Regions from separate parts of the Homo sapiens genome. Here region 2 is linked to region 1. A link is an interaction called in ENCODE POLR2A ChIA-PET data of the cell type or tissue named here. Cell type or tissue: HepG2. All regions are shown on one strand. Each heading gives the region's core, and the rest is flanking DNA. Links, peaks and the distances in the headings are about the cores only.

Region 1 (2,804 bases), core at 47-2,546:
TTTAGCATTGAAAAGAATTTCACCTAGTTTATTTTTGTATCCTAATCTTTTTTTAGCGTAGGTCAATGGATAAGAAAATCACAAAAACTAAGTGTATATTATCAGCCAAGTGAGCTGCTAGTGCTTATAAACACCCTTTATTTTAAAGACAATGCGAATTTCATTATGTAAACATGTAAAAACCCAGGCCATCTTAACTGATGCCCAGCCGCAGAGGTGAGGTGGCATGGTCATGTTCCTAGATGACATGTTATGAATGGAGTTCCTTCTACATCCAAGCAAAACAGGATTCCATGATTCACAGAGCTTGCAGGCAAGGTTAGACTAGTCAGGAGATTCAGAACAAACAAATCTTTGGTGTTTCACAGTTACAACTCCATAGGAGAGCACCTGATGGTTATACTGGAAGACGAAGCCGATGTCCTTGATGCTATAGATCAGGAGAGATCTGAAAACACACCCAGACCCACCTCCACCCCAACCCAGTTCAGTCAGAGTCTCTTGGGTTAGGACCTGAGAATTTAAAAAAATCTCCACAGTAATTTTAATAAGCAGCTAGAGTTGAGAAACATTGCCTCCCGTAGAGAACAGTCACTGGGAAGCTAGGATTGTACTGTGGTTACCTAGGGTGATGGACTGAGCTAAGCTGAAAGCAGAGCCTTGGGTGGGGAAACTGAGAGGAGTGATCTGTATAGTGCTTGGGAGCAGTGGTTTAATTCCGGCTGTGCTGTGAGGACAGTGATAATTATGCTCCTTCTGAAGAAATCCTTGCAGAAGATGTCACCTTTCCATGAATTGAAAAGGAGGAAAGGTGCTGTGTTTTCAAGCTTCTCCAGATAATCTTAGAAATGTAAGTCGAGAAAGGGAATCATACAAACATCATGTCTTAATTTGACTTAGTACCTAGTATGGGTTTAACATAACACTGTCATAATAATATGGTTTACACACATGCATACAGACTTACCATCCATTCATTGATTCACTGGGTTCCTGCTATGTGCCAGGCATTTCCTAGGGCACTAAGAAAACAGCAGCAAACGAAGAAGGCTGAGTTCCCCTCCGGGAGGGGTCTTACACCGAGCAATCCCAGAATGTCGGCTGGCAAGAAGGGGTGAGTGAGGAATATGCTGGAGGCAGAATGGGGCCCCTAGCCTAGAGTGCCTATGAGAAGACCCCTGTTGGGCCCTGACAAGGGAAGTGGCTTTGCTCTTCCTGCAGGCACAAGCTGTCCATGATGCTGGGACCTCTGATTCATCCACTAGAGCCATTGTCATCAGAACTATTTCTGGAAGTTTCTGAGTAGGTGGCACAGCCCTGTGTACCTAGTGAAGCCCCCCCCCCTTTGATTCAGGGGTCACATTGGGCTGTTTGCGCAAAGAAGGACTCACTGCTTCTTTTTCCCCTTGTGAATAAGTAACAAGCTGTTAAGTACACAATGAATGTACCTCTCTGCAAGCCAGAACTGTAGTGATTGATGGAATCCGATGTTTACTTGTCCCCTCTGTAACCTTAGATTAAAGTCACTGAAATCTTCAGCCTCTACATCAGGAGAATGGCACGCACATGCCAAGGGACGTGGCCAAAATGGCTGGTGGAGCTTTGTGGGAGGCAGAGTGCATGGTCCCTTCCCCAAAGGGATTAGATGCAGAGACATCAGGAGAGCAAGTCAGCTTTTATGGGGAGGGTAACAGTGTAGTCAGAAGCGGCAAGGGAGAAATGATAGGAATTTGTGTTGTGGAGAGAAAGGAAGGAGGCCTGGACAGGGAGGAAGGAGAAGAAACATTACACAAGAACCGATTGCTAATTGGTCAAGAGGGATGGGGAGTGACTGAAGGGCCCCTTGGGTGTGTCACTATTATTCAGTGTCCAGGCTGCTGCAAAAGGACAGCTATTAATAAACATCGTTAAATGCATCTTGTTTTCTTTCTATTGCTTTGTTGTTTATAAAATGCCTGAGTATACATTAATTCCAAGAATCCTCAAAATAACTTTGAGAGGTGTTACTGTGATCAGTATATAAAGAAAGAAGACATTGAAACTCATAGAGGCTAAGTAACTTGCCCCTAATCACACAGCCAGTTAAAAGGCAGAAGCAAATCTCAAATTCAAATATTTGAGCTCCAGCTCCAGCAATCTGAAATGTCAAGATACCTAGTACAATTGGGTTCTGGTCCTGGATGTGCCTGAACATTTTTATGATTTCACATATATCATGTGACTCTCCAAGCCTTTGAAGTTGCATTTCTCTCATTTCCTTGCCTTTCTACATGTCTTATAAAGATTTCTACGCTTACATTTATACCCTCAAGTATGCATGGACACAAAGTCGAGTTTGGGTTTTTTTAAAATCTGGATTAAAAGAAATTTTAAATTCCAACTTTCTTTACCTGATTCTCTCTGTAGCACTGGCCTTTTGTAATATATATTTTTCCAGCCATAGGAAAGAGCTTTTTAATGCTCAGATCCCAAGAGCTAAGGAAGTAGATGGCTATTTATGTTCTGCCAGGAATCTTTATGTTCAGTGAGAGGAAGTGCAACTGCTTAAAACTCTTAACTTCTCTCTCTTACTTTAGAAAGTCAAGCAGAAAAAAAAATGGATTAATTTGACAGATAGCACAGAATAAGAAAAATATTAGAAACAAGAAGAGGCCATTTTTCCTATAGAGGCTCATTTCATTCTATATACCACTTCCCTGGGATATCTGCTAATTGTTAGCAGAAAGAGTAATGTTATCTATTTTTTAAAATTTCACTCTTGAGTACTATGGAGATAATAGCTAAATGATGGAGAAATAACTTTC
Region 2 (2,804 bases), core at 286-2,785, 100 kb before region 1:
AGTTTAGGTTTTCCTGGCTAGGTTCTGGCTCTCACAGAGGTTTCTGTTCATGAAGTTCAGCTCCAGTAAGTTGTGATTCTCTGTATTTACCTTTTGGTCTCTCCAATTTGGGGGGCAGTGGTTTGCCCTGTAGCCTCAGTTCTCCAACAAATCTAAGAAAAGTTATTAATTTTCAGTTTTTTCAGCTTTGACTTACTGTTAGGAAAAAGTTATGACTTCCAAACTCCTTTCATGCCAGGCTAGAAACCACCAAGTCCTTTCTTTAAATTTTAATGATCTATTTATAGATATTCGTAAGAACCTTTAATTTAATTACTAAGGGCCTTTGAGATTCATGCAGTGCAAGTTTGGAGATTGGAGATTAAAATATTTTCGGCAAACCATTTGTTGTAAATCAAAATGGAAAATAAATTTACTTGTGTCTTTACATAAGATTGCAAAGAAAATTGTTTCAACTTTAGTTTTCCTACACAAAAGACTTTGTTTCATTAAGTTCACAAAGCTTTTCTGATAGTGTTCCAAGTTTTCACTTGAAAAAAGTAAGGTCTGAAACGGGAGGCTCAAAAGAGGGAGAAAGAAAAAGAGAGAAACAAACTATTACTTATCGACAATCCTAACAGAGTCTCTTTCTTGATGTAACCCTTTCAGCCATCTGTAGTTATGGACAAAAGCATTTGACCTGTACAGGCATACATTGATTTACTGTGCTTCACTTTATGGCTCTTTTGGGTATATTGTATTTTTAATCAATTGAAAGGCTACTGGGGAGGCTGAGGTAGGAGAATGGCGTGAACTCAGGAGGCAGAGCTTATAGTGAGCCGAGATCGCACCACTGCACTCCAGCCTGGGTGACAGAGCAAGACTCTGTCTCAAAAATAAAGAGAGAGAGAGAGAGAGAGAGGGAGGGAGGGAGGGGAGGAGAGAGAGAGAGAGAGAGGAAGGAAGGAAGGAAGGAAGGAAGGAAGGAAGGAAGGAAGGAAGGAAGGAAAGAAGGAAAGAAAGAAAGAAATTGAAAGTTTGTGGCAACCTGCATGGAGAGAGAGAGAGAGGGAGGGAGAGAGAGAGAGAGAGAGAGAGAGAGAGAGAGAGAAAGAAAGAAAGAAAGAAAGAAAGAAAAAGAAAGAGAGAAAGAGAGAAAGAAAGAAGGAAAGAAGAGAAAGAAAGAAATTGAAAGTTTGTGGCAACCCGCGAGGGAGGGAGGGAGAGAGAGAGGGAGAGAGAGAGAGAGAGAGAGAGAGAGAGAGAGAGAGAGAGAGAGAGAGAAAGAAAGAAAGAAAGAAAAGAAAGAAAGAAAGAAATTGAAAGTTTGTGGCAACCCTCATGGAGCAGGTCTGTCAGCACCGTTTTTCCTACAGCATGTGCTCACTTTCTGTCCCTGTGTCAACAGCTTTGTGTAAAGCATTGGCTAGGCACTTTTAAACTTTTTCAAAGCATATTGAACTTGGGGGTGATAGATGATGTATATTTGAAAGCAATTTGGTGGCCAGGCGCAGTGGCTCATGCCTGTAATCCCAGTACTTTGGGAGGCCGAGGCGAGCGGATCACCTGAGGTCAGGAGTTTGAGACGAGCCTGGCCAACATGGCGAAACCCCACCTCTACTAAAAATACAAAAATACAAAAAAATTAGCTGGGTGTGGTGGCTCACACCTGTAGTCTCAACTACTTGTTAGGCTGAGGCACGAGAATCACTTGAACCTGGGTGGCGGAGGTTGCAGTGAGTCAAGATTGTGCCACTGCACTCCAGCCTGGGATGACAAAATGAGACTCTGTCTCAACAAAAAATAAAAAATTAAAATTAAAAATTAAAGAAAATGAAAGCAATTTGGTGATAATTATATTATAACTTCCTTCAGTTCCAATACAATGACATTTCCAAAGTGCTGTTATTGATGAAAAACAAAAGTGCCCACAAACATGCTTTATTTGGGCTGTGTAGTGATTTATTTTTAAATTTGAATTATTTGACAACACGTAAAAATTAAGAGTTGATATAAAGTCGGGTCTAGTTTCTCCTGAAACTTGAAATGACTTGAACCTCCATGGGGCATCAGTGTGCAGGAGCTGAGTTACTGTTCCCCTCCAGCTCTCCACAACCCTTTATTGTCTTACACTGTCTTCCTCCACTTATATTACTTGCCTGGTCCCAGGGAGACATTCATGTTTATGACATCTGCTGAAAGTAAAAAGGTGTCTAATGTGTAGGGTTAATGCATGAAGGCTTGCAGAAGACATTGAGAACTGGGTTTAGAAGGTGGTTCACAGACATACAGTATGTCCTATGGATATGAGCTTAATGTTGTGGTGTCTGCCTGGACCTCTGTTTGATTTGAGCATGCTCTCACAGTCTTTACAGGGCTTCTTTTGTGCTTAAAGATCAGCAATTAAGTGATGAGTGTGACATCACTGAAATTAGTTTATGCACGTGGAGGATTAGAAGGGAGAAAGAATTTTTCCAGTACAAGCATAGCTTTTATTGGCACATATATCCCTCCCAGCCAACCACACAAGAAGCACAGTACCTGTCATTTCCTAACCTTTAGGATTAGAGGAATTCAAGCAAGAAAAGGCAAAGAGGAAAGCCTAGTAAAGTTCACAATGCTTCTCTTTATAGGCAGAACAAAAAAGAATATTGAGGCAATTACTGGCATAAATCAGTCCAAAGCAAATCAAAGAAATTCAAGCAAAAAGAAGGCATTTTGCCTGAATTATGGAGCTAATGATCTCAGTCCTCCACTTCAGTGTTCCTGAGGAGACCTGGCCTGAGAATGTTTTTCCAGTGATCTGGCAGATTCAGAAGTGAAGA

What was found. Peaks named below come from ENCODE experiments on the same cell type or tissue, not always from the same donor. Only the 100,000 strongest peaks of a DNase experiment are listed, where the experiment ranks them.
Region 2: POLR2A ChIA-PET joins it to region 1 with 6 read pairs; 4 of 35 experiments call an interaction of 5 or more read pairs at or near these places.

What each region holds. Positions count from the first base shown.
Region 1 is chr18:8,340,349-8,343,152 of GRCh38, forward strand. All of the region lies in intron 22 of PTPRM (protein tyrosine phosphatase receptor type M), which reads left to right. Among named protein-coding and RNA genes, the nearest start is that of RAB12, 270 kb to the right of the region's middle. In HepG2, for the core only: no CTCF peak of the experiment used is centred there; DNase peaks (open chromatin) are centred at 293, 1,473 and 2,143.
Region 2 is chr18:8,239,565-8,242,368 of GRCh38, forward strand. All of the region lies in intron 14 of PTPRM (protein tyrosine phosphatase receptor type M), which reads left to right. Among named protein-coding and RNA genes, the nearest start is that of RAB12, 370 kb to the right of the region's middle. In HepG2, for the core only: no CTCF peak of the experiment used is centred there; no DNase peak of the experiment used is centred there.